Regions from separate parts of the Homo sapiens genome. Here region 2 is linked to region 1. The links are chromatin loops, found by intact Hi-C in ENCODE. Cell type or tissue: ascending aorta. All regions are shown on one strand.

Evidence for each region. Peaks named below come from ENCODE experiments on the same cell type or tissue, not always from the same donor. Only the 100,000 strongest peaks of a DNase experiment are listed, where the experiment ranks them.
Region 2: it touches region 1 in a loop (2.7-fold over the local background); 4 of 110 quality-filtered maps call a loop at or near these places.

What each region holds. Positions count from the first base shown.
Region 1 is chr2:217,942,095-217,947,094 of GRCh38, forward strand. The region is part of intron 3 of TNS1 (tensin 1); the gene reads right to left. Among named protein-coding and RNA genes, the nearest start is that of TNS1-AS1, 34 kb to the right of the region's middle. RefSeq lists an enhancer at 1,670-2,515. In ascending aorta, a CTCF peak has its summit at 2,071; a DNase peak (open chromatin) is centred at 2,037; H3K4me3 peaks cover 3,859 bases; H3K27ac peaks cover 4,843 bases.
Region 2 is chr2:218,032,924-218,037,923 of GRCh38, forward strand. It overlaps a transcript of TNS1 not described here and a transcript of RUFY4 not described here. Among named protein-coding and RNA genes, the nearest start is that of TNS1, 32 kb to the left of the region's middle. RefSeq lists enhancers at 1,401-1,934, 1,935-2,467, 3,323-3,412 and a silencer at 2,261-2,310. In ascending aorta, CTCF peaks have their summits at 1,931 and 2,132; a DNase peak (open chromatin) is centred at 1,908; H3K4me3 peaks cover 1,200 bases.

The DNA.
Region 1 (5,000 bases):
GAAATTCTTCACTGGGGCCTTGCGGGAAGTGAAGTGTGAAGAAGCATGGGATGAGGGATGGGGAAGCAGAGCCAGAAGGGCTCAAGGCCAGGCGCCTGGAAGCAGAGGGTCCCAGGTTGCCTCCTCCACCGCCAAGAACCCTCAGCTCCTGGTTACAGTGCTGGCTCCCAGCCCTGGTGCTCGGCCGGACTGGCCGAGACCCTCCCCAGCCTGGTCCAGCCCACTGCTCTCCAAATCCCTGCCCTCCATGGGCAGCAGAGTCCAAGCCAACCCCAAGTTGGGTCTCCAGTGCTGATCCCATTCGGGTCTCTCCCCCCAACCTCTCCATCTCAATCCACATCCTCCCTCACTCCCTTCCACAACCCTGGGCCAGAGGTTTCAGGCAAGGGGTGCCCCAGCTATAGCAAGTACTGAGGTCCAAGGAGAGCTGTATTCAGGCTTACAGGAGTGGCCACCAGCTGGCAGGGGCAGGTGCAACTTGAGGTCACATGTGAGCCACCATGGTCTCCACCCACCCCAGGCAGCTTCAGGAGGGGAAGAGAGGGTGCTCCCCCTACACCTTCCCCACTGCTGCCACATTGAAGAGGCAGCTGGGACTTCCAGAAGAGAAGCCCTTGTCTCCAAAGACCCTGGCACCCTAGTTTCCAGGTCCCCCTCCTATTCTCACCCCCACAACCGCCTGCCTGCCTGCCCTCCTCCTCCATCTCCTCCCCACCCAGCACCCATCCTATCCCCCAACCCCATCCCCTCCCCTGCAGGGAGCCCAGCCTGGGAGCACAGCAGGCTTCTCCGGGTCCCCCCTATCACCCCCACCCAGTTTCCTCTTCTAGAACAGTAGCCAGCCTAAAACATCTGGGCAGGCAGTCCTGGCCCAAGTCCTGGATTGGGGGTTGGGGGACTGACACTGAGGTCAGCTCTGTATGGATTCTCCAGCCTGGGAACGGGTGGCAGGCAGGGCATCAGAGTCAGAGGACAGGAGGGGTGGGGGGAGAGGGAGGAGCAGGGGGAAGGCAGCTGCCCCTGTCTGTTCATTAACCACCTGGATTAGCCATTTCTGCCCAGAGGGGTGAGGAAGGAGTAAGGGCTAGTGGTTGGAGAGGGCAGAGGGGGCACTTCTGCCAGTCTGTGCCCATGGGCAAGGGAGCAGGGCCCACACTGAGGAGTGGAGATGGGAAAAGTGCTTTGAACCCTAACCTTGCCAGGCCTGCCAGCCCCTCCCTGCAGCCAAGGTCAGACCTCAGGGAGCTAAGTGAGCCCCTAGAAGAAAGGTGCCCTCACAGCAGCTCAAGTGGGTGGCAGGGAAAGAGATGAAGAAGAAAAAATACTCATCCCCCTGCAATGGGCAGGCAAGTAGCAGAAGAGACTCCCAAGCTTCCCCCTCCCTTGGTCCCTGTGTCCCTCCCTACTCCTGTAGCTGGCCTCAGTCCCAAGCAGCCACTGACACCAGCAACTTCCCCAGCAAACGAAACTCCTTCTGACTGGTTGCTCTCTCAGAGCAGGGACAAGCCGCACCCCAGACATCCCTGCCAGAACCACAGAAACATCTGAAGACAGGGGACTGACAAGGTTGGCCTCTGAACAGCTTGCCTGACCCAGAGACATGGGAACAGGCAGGCTGACCTCACCTTCTCCTAATCTGATCTGTGGTCTTGACAGCATCAGTATCAACAGCCCAGCAGCCCTGGCCGGCTCCATTTCCCTCTACACACAAATATAACACGCACACTCACACACACGTACACCATCACACACGCACATTCATTCACTCACCTTTCCTGCAGAGGAGCCACTAAGTCAGGTGGGTGTCTGGGCCAAGGGACTCCCAGGACAGGGGCGGTGGCCAGTGGCGGAGGCAGCAGCTGTGGCTGGCAAGAAGCTGGTTTCCCCCAGAAGAAGGCAGCGAGTGAGCCTGTGTCCAGGCAGGGAGCGGGGTGCAAGGAGCAGAGCTGGTCCCAGGGCCACTGCTGGGAGCAACTGAGCAGAGGGCTCTGCTAGTCGGGTTCCCTCCCAGGCCAGCCCAGGGGGCGGGCCAACAGTGCACCGCCTCCTTCCCGGAGCCAGCCAGCAGTGGGCCCCCTCCGCCAGCCATGGCCTCCTTTAACCCCTGCAGTGCTCTGCTGGCTGCACTCTAGCTGGCTCTGGGAAGGCCGTGTCAGGGCACAGACACCTGGGGCAGGAGATCACCAGGGAATGTGGCTGCCCCTCCTTCAGCCACTGGCCCAGCAGCTTCCCTGGGGACAGGACGGGAAGGGCCAGAAGGCTTGGGGGACAGGGGTGGGGAAGCGGGCAGGGAGGGGTCAAGACTCTATAGAAAAGACGCAGGTGCAGAGAAATGGCCAAAGGGCTTCTGGGTGGAGAAGAATGTTTGCTGAGATGGTGATGATGATAATAATAATAATATAGCAACTCTCAGCTTTTCTACAGCACTCTGCTTTCCGCTGTTTCCAACTCATTTTGTGACTGGAGGCCAGGAATCTCACTTCTGAACCTGCTTTTTTCTTAGCTGTCAAATGTGAGATAGTAATCTCTGCTGTTTTCTCTGGGCTGAGTTAGGACATTTGTGACTGTACATTCAAAAGTCATTTAAGCTGAGCTCCAGTTAATGAAATACATGCTTCAACTCTCTTTGAAATGGATCAAAAAATAAGATGGATTGGCAGAAATGTGATAAAGCAAATATATCAAAGTGTTCATTGTAGGAGTTTACCATATAATCATTTCAACTTTTGTACATGCATGAAGTTTTCCATGATAAAAATAATGGGGGAAGTGATGTGAAAAGTTTAGAGCACCATATGAAAGATAAAAGTGAAGAAGCAGATAGGATTATTTAGAAAGGAAGGGGAAAAGTTATTTGCTACACACCTATCAGATGCTGGCCACTAAAGACTATTAACTCTCACTTAGTCTTCTAATCACCCGGTTATTATAGCTGAAGATCGTGACCTCGGAGCACAGAGGTGACTTGTGGAAGTCCAAGCAGGACTGTGCGGAGGACCTCACACCTGAACCTGGCTGGCTCCACAGCCAAGCTCCACACCACTCAGACATCCAGAGGTTGAAAGGCCCTTCCTTCTCTTCCGCATCTGGGTCAGTGGCCTGCACCTCCGAGCCTCAGTTTCCTCTGCGACAGAAAGGTCTTTAAGAACTTTTCCGGTCTTAACACACACTAATTTTATTAATTCAGCCAAACCCTTCCCCAGGCTTCAGTTTTCCCCAGAAGTACAATGACAGGGGAGTCCCTGAGAGGGGATATGATTTTGGAGCATGTGGGGCCAGAGCCACAGGGAGATGGCCAGTACTTTGGAGGGCTGCCTCGCCCCCAGTCAGAGACAATGAAACCCTTGGGGATAGGGGAGAGAAGGACAGCTTCTCAGGACCTTATATGGGGAGGGCAGAGATAGAAGCATCGCTCCACTCATCCTCTGCCTCCAGAGCAAGATTTCGTCCTCTCCTAGCTGGAAAGAGGGTCTGGGTTCTGAGTCCCAAATTCCAGCATCCAGAACCCACCAGCTTCAACAGCAGCCTCAATCTGTGAGAGTGTGGATGCTGTCCACAAATGGCAAGGATGGTGAAAGCAGATGGACTATGGGGACACTTGGCCTAGTCCTCCCTAGCCGTCGGCCCAGCCTCAAACCAAGTCTCCCACTCACTGGTCCCAACTCTACGGCAAAGGTGACCCCAACAACATTATCCTCCTTAACCCCTACCTGCCACCCCCACTGCAGACTAAGGGCTCCTCTGGGGCTTGGGTCAGCTCTGCTTAGATGAGGGAAGTTAGGGGATCCCGGGTCAGTTTCAGCTCTCTAGAGGTGGATGTGGGGATTGTGCTATAAAATTAGAACCCCTCCCACTAGCAGGTATCCGGAACAGCAGAATCCTCCATCTTCCCCTTCTCTTCCTTCCAACCCACATCCGTATTATCCCAACGGACATCAAAGCGTCCCAGCTCCCCACTGCCTGCTACTTCCAGTCCAAGCTCTGCAGTGGAACATCCCAGCCTTTCCAACCTTGTCTCCTTCCATCCTCCAACTTTGACGGTCAGGCCTTTCTCGTACACCATTCCCTCTCCTCCCTATCAGCATTCAGGGCTCAATTCAGAAGCCATCCTCCCTGGATCCTTCTCCAGACTCACCACTTGGTGGGCACTGTCCCCTCCTCTGAGCACCTGGGGCTTCCGCGGCTCACTAACGCCCTGACATGCAGTGGGTCAGGTGCACTTCTATGGCTCCCATTTTTGGAACGATAAGGGATTTGTTCATTGTCTCCCTTCCCCTTTCCTCATTTGGTCAGTGCCCAGCACAAGGCTGACACATAGTAGAGTCTCAATAAGTGTGGAATGAATAAATGAATGATGAAGAGATGGATGGATGGATAATCAGTTCATGATTGAATCAAAGGGCATTTTAAAATGCTTAATACAGCACTAGGCTGTACCAAAGATACTCATATGAAGACTTTTATTTTTGAAGCTATATAATCGCAGGCAGAAACACAGGCTTTGCTAGGACCCAGGACATCCCAGACACATCCCACAAAGGTCTGTGACAGATTGGGCTGGGAGACGGGGCGACCTGGAAGACCCCTCCTCCAGCCACTCTCAGGAGACTTTGGAGGTTACACTATCCATCCCCTACCCCATCATCACCCCTCTTTCCAGCCTGCCTGCTCCAGCACCTGGGTATAGAACTATAAACCCAGCAAGTCCCTTGAAACCTTAAGAAAGGAAGTCAACAAGCTAGAGGATTTCACAGAAAAAGAGCAGCTTTCCTCCTTAATTCTAAGAGCTGTCCCGCAGCCCATCATCTACCCTCAGCTCTCCCCAGTGTCATTTCCACCATCGCTCTCTCTCTCTCTCTCTCTCTCTCTCTCTCTCACACACACACACACACACACACACAGTAAAAACTGCTCTCTGAACAAGTCTGCTCAGCCCCCTGGCTCCCTCCTCCCAACTCTTCCTTCCAAGCCCCTGAGGACCAGGGTTCCCAGGGTCTCCA
Region 2 (5,000 bases), 91 kb after region 1:
CCCTCCCCTCTTTCTCCCCTTGATCATCCACCTCCAGAGCCCCGGCTCCTCCCTCCATCACAGCCCCACTCCCTGTCCCTGTCCCTGCCCACCTTTACCTGGCCCAACAGGCACCTGCCCCATGTCAAAGCTGGCTGTGTGGGAGGTGGGGAGGCAGGGACACAGGGTGAAGAAAGAAGACCCACCAACAGCGAGTCCTGAGGTCACAGGGACCTAGAGAGGAGTTACCCATCCCTGGTGACCCCAAACACCTCCTCCTACTCTCCCAGGAAGAAACCAGCACCACACCTATCCCAGGCCTGATGGTTCCCTGGCAGACTCCTCCAGAGCAGACACCTGCCTCCCAGCTCAGACCTGTCCCCACTGCCAGGTCAGCTCCCCACTTGCTAGTCTCTGAGACTTACCCAGCACAGAGAAGGCAGGGGTGAGAGGCCAGCCTGTCCCCACCATCCTGGGGAAGTCCTTGCTCCAGTGGGGCCCCCACCCTCCTAACTCCAGAGTCCTCCTAAATGAAGGGACACTGCCAGAGCTGCCCCTTGGTCCAGCTCGAGGAAGATTAACTCTTTCCCTACCTTGCCCCAGCACTCCAGGCCTGCCCCTCCTGGGTGACTCCTAAACCAACCTCACCCAACCTATTTGCCCTTCTAGGGGTCAGGTCCTATATCACCCTCCTCCCAAGGGCACAAGAGACCCAGGGGAGCCCTCTACCCAACTGGAGGCCCCTTCACCCGGTCGTGGTCCTTCCTCCCCCTTGGTCCACCTGCCTTGCCGCACTTCCCAAGCAGACTAGCACCGTCCTGGGCTGGCTACTTAACCTGTGTCAGGTGCCCTGGGCTCTGCCAACCGCCAGCTCCCGACTCGGGGCGTCGTCCCTCACCCATTCCCGCAGCCCCTACCTGAAGCGGTAGCTGCCTTCTCTCTGCACAGGCCAAACCCCCGGACTCCCAGCACTCAGCCCGCGCCGAGACCCAGGGACTCCCCGGGGGCTGGGGACCGCAGAGTGGTCCGGGCCGCAGCTCTTCGCAGCACACCAGGCTCACAGTGCAGCCCATCCGGCCTGGCGCCCCGGCGGGCAGGGGCGGAGACGCGGGAGCCCCAGAAGCCGGCCCGCCCCCAGCCCTTGCGACAGCTCAGCCCAGAGCGCCTGCGACATTGGCAGGCGAGCAGCAACGACCCCAGCCTGGCCCCGACAGAGTCCCTGCCTTTATGTCCAGCAGCGACAGGAGCCCCCACTGTGGGGCCTGATAAGGGTCTGCAATACAGGTCCCGAACACAGCCAGTGAGGAAGCCCACCTCAGGGAGGGGAGAAGGGAGGGCGGCAGTGGTGGAGTCCTTGGGACAGGGACTTCAGACAGTCTGACTTGGGGGGCAAGGTGAGAAACACACCAAGAACGTGACAGAGGGACAGGGAGAAGATAAAGGCAGACAATGAGGAAGAGGCAGAGATGAGGGACAGAGATGGGGGAAGCAGCCTCCGCATGGGGGATATAGGTGCAGGACGGAGCCGAGGATAGAAACCCTCGGGCATCCGTTGTGCTGGTTTTTAGATGCGGTTCCTGGGGTTTGTGAAAACAGCCGTCCTCCCAGGCCCCTGCTCCACTTCCCTAATACTAGCCCCTGGAGCAGCCGAGCCTGGAGAAACGAGGACCCGGCATGGAAAGACCCCAGGCTCAAGGAGGCAGAGCACAGCCAGGGTGGGGGACCCCAGCCCACCGGGGAAACCCGCCCGGCCCATTGCTGCGCACAGGATCTCACTGGTGGTCTCACATCCATCCTTTTGGGAATGGGATCAGGCCTGGGGGGTCGGCACTGATGACCAGCACTCAGGGGGACCGCCTCAGCTGACTGAGGTGGAGACAGGAAGGAGGAGCGTGGTGGGGCCCTCGACCTCCCCTCCCCACTCTGGAGCGCTGCCTCACAGCCCAACCAAGCGACACGGAAGAGACAACCACAGGAATAGCAGCTGCGGAGCTCCATGGCCTCCCTGTGCCCCCTGGTGGCGAGAAGGAAGAAAAGCAAGAGCAGGTGCTGAAAACGAAAAGGAAACTAGCAGCAGTCCCAGCTACCACAATGGATCAGCCCCCATTTGGCCAACAGGTGACTCTACCCCAGGTGGGCCTGAGAGGACCCATCCCCCATCTCACCATTCTGCCCCAGCGCCCTGGATCCTGCCTCTACCACTTCTTCCCTGCGCAGTCACTAGGGACGGACTCTGGCAGCAGAGCCGCGCTGTCGTGCCCCAGCCAGCCAGGCTCTCCTGGGTGAGTAGCAGGGAGACCCCTGGAACTTACGGGGATAGAAGGAGTGTGATGCCAGGAGCCAGGGGAGGAAAATGCCTGGCAGAGACGAGGGAGAGGAGGAGACACATGGAGCCGTTCATGGATTTCACACAGGATCTGGGCTGGAAGGGGCTGCCGAGACCATCAGTCCAATCTTTGGTCTACAGGTGGGGAAACTGAGGCTCAAGGAAGGTGAGTGATTTGCCCGAGATCACACAGTGAGTGTGTAGCCAGGCCAGGATGGAGACCCAGGTCTCTGGGCTCCTGACCCCGTCCTCCCTGAATCCCATGCCCCAGCCACCTCCCTCATTTACCTCCGTTTCCCTCTCCCCTTCCCTCCACTGTGTCCCACTGCTGTACCACTGCCACGCCACCCCAAACTCCAGCAGCCACAGCCCGGGAGGCAGGACACCTGGGTTTTCCGCTCCATGCCTGGTCTTGACTCTAGGATCTCAGAATAAGGCCACCTGCTCTCAGGGCCACAGTGTCCCCGTCTGGGCCCCAGGATCCATTGGGAGGAGAAGAGGATGAGATCCCCCAGGAGAGAGGCAGTATTAAAACCAGGCACCCTGCTCCCCCCACACACGCAGCATCTGCTCAGCTCCAGCCTTGGGGCCGCGCTTTACTTCTGCAACCTCTCCTCAAAGAACACACATTTCCATTCAGCTGGGGCCCAGGAAAAGATGAGTGGGTGTCTCGAGGAGGATGAGTACCCGGGTGAGGCTGGGGGCCCTCCATGGGGAACATGGGGACACTCCCAGCCTAGTGTCCACATGGCATGAACCCTCACGGGGCTGCTCACACCAAGTCAGGGCCCAGAACACAGGCCCTGTGGGCACACACACCTGAGTTCAAATCCTGGGAACCTCTGTGATGCTGGATAAAAGACTTACCCTCTCTGTGCCCCAGGTTCCCCTCTAGCCTCCCAGGGTTATGTGGGGATTGAATGGGACAAAGATATTAAACAATTAGCACAGTGTCGTCGCCCAGGGACTGCTCAATCGGTGGAGGCCACACCATCATCTTCACACCCTGGCCTACAAAATAGAGCTGGGATTTTCCCTTGCTGTGTGGCCAGATATAAGTCTTTCCCTCTCTGGACTTTACACAAAGGAGGCTCTGCATCCTCCTTTGTGTAAGGAGAGAGTTGGGCAGTGAGACTCAGGGTTCTTCCTGGGCTCACAGTCCAAGTCACAAGGAATCACATTATCTAGCATCCTACGACTGGGTTAAATTAAAACAGGGGGTGAGAACGAGTGAGTCTAGAAGTCTAACTCTATAAAAGGGACCACAGTTCCAATTTGAACCAACAGTTGAGTTAAGGATGCTGCTAAAGTCAGCCACTGGGTGGCCTAACGGATCTCTTAGATGACGTAAAACTTTGGGTTTGATGTGACAGAACCAACACTCCCTCAAGTTACCCACAGAAGCTACTGGCTGTGAAATCCTAATTACAGCATAATGCTGCCAAGTGAAAGGGGTAGACATAAGCAAGGAGAAATTAAGAGAGGTAAGAGATTCACCACGATGAGGAGTCTTCTTCAGTGTTTTGGGGAAAGCTGTCCACAGCGTGAAGTCATCAACTTCTCACTCTGGTTTGCAGTTTAAATATCTCTGGTTATGGCATCAGGTATTTTGGTGAAACTCTGTGTGGCACGCACATCAGGCATGAAGGTTTTCCCTTGAAATGTACACTAAGTTGCCCAGCTCCAGCTTATAAGGCTTCAGGAACAGAGCAGTTCTTGTTCTTTGTAATTCCATGGGAGAAAATTGGATTGGAGGAATCTAGAAGGAATCAAGATCCAGTCCAGTCTACAGGTAGATAATAAACTGAGGCTGGGTGCAGTGGCTCAAGCCTGTAATCCCAGCACTTTGGGAGGCTGAGGCGGGCGGATCACTTGAGGTCAGGAGTTCGAGACCAGCCTGACCAACATAGTGAAACCCCATCTCTACTAAAAATACAAAAAATTAGCCGGGCGTGGTGGCAGGCGCCTGTAACCTCAGCTACTTGGGAGGCTGAGGCAGAAGAATCCCTTGAACCCAGGAGGCGGAGGTTGCAGTGAGTGGAGATAGCACCACTGCACTCCAGCCTGGGCAATAGTGCAAAACTCAGTCTCAAAAAAAAAAAAGATAATAAACTGAAAAACAATGAGCAGGGCTACAATCTAATAACAGGCACACTATAATTTTTCTTCCGAAACATAATTTTTCTCTCTACATTCACTCTCATTTCTACCAAAGATAATCAAAGTAAGACTAATTTGTTTGCAAAATAAGTTTAGCCTCATCAAACACAGCCTGACTAATTAAATAAATGCAGCAAACATAGCAATTGACCACAGAGGTTTTCTTTTAAAGCTTGCTTTGTTGGAACTTTTGATAGGAAATCTCAAATTGGATTTTTTAAAACCTCTTGAGGCTAGAAAGCCAAACCAAGGCAGACTTCAGACTTCACCAGCAATACCTATAGATTCCTTCTCTGGACATTTTCAAATATGACATCCCAGTCAATGCCCTAGTAATATACCCAATACTGTCAATATATCCTGTTATAAAGAGAACCGATTCCTATAGAACAGAAGCAAATCACTATATTACCATACCAACAAGAATACTCACAAATAGTTTCTGAATTCTGGAAGGATCCTATGTGGAGAAAAAGTAAGTGTTTCCACTTTTGTTCACAAAAGTACATTTGGCCAAATTTCTGTAATCTATAGA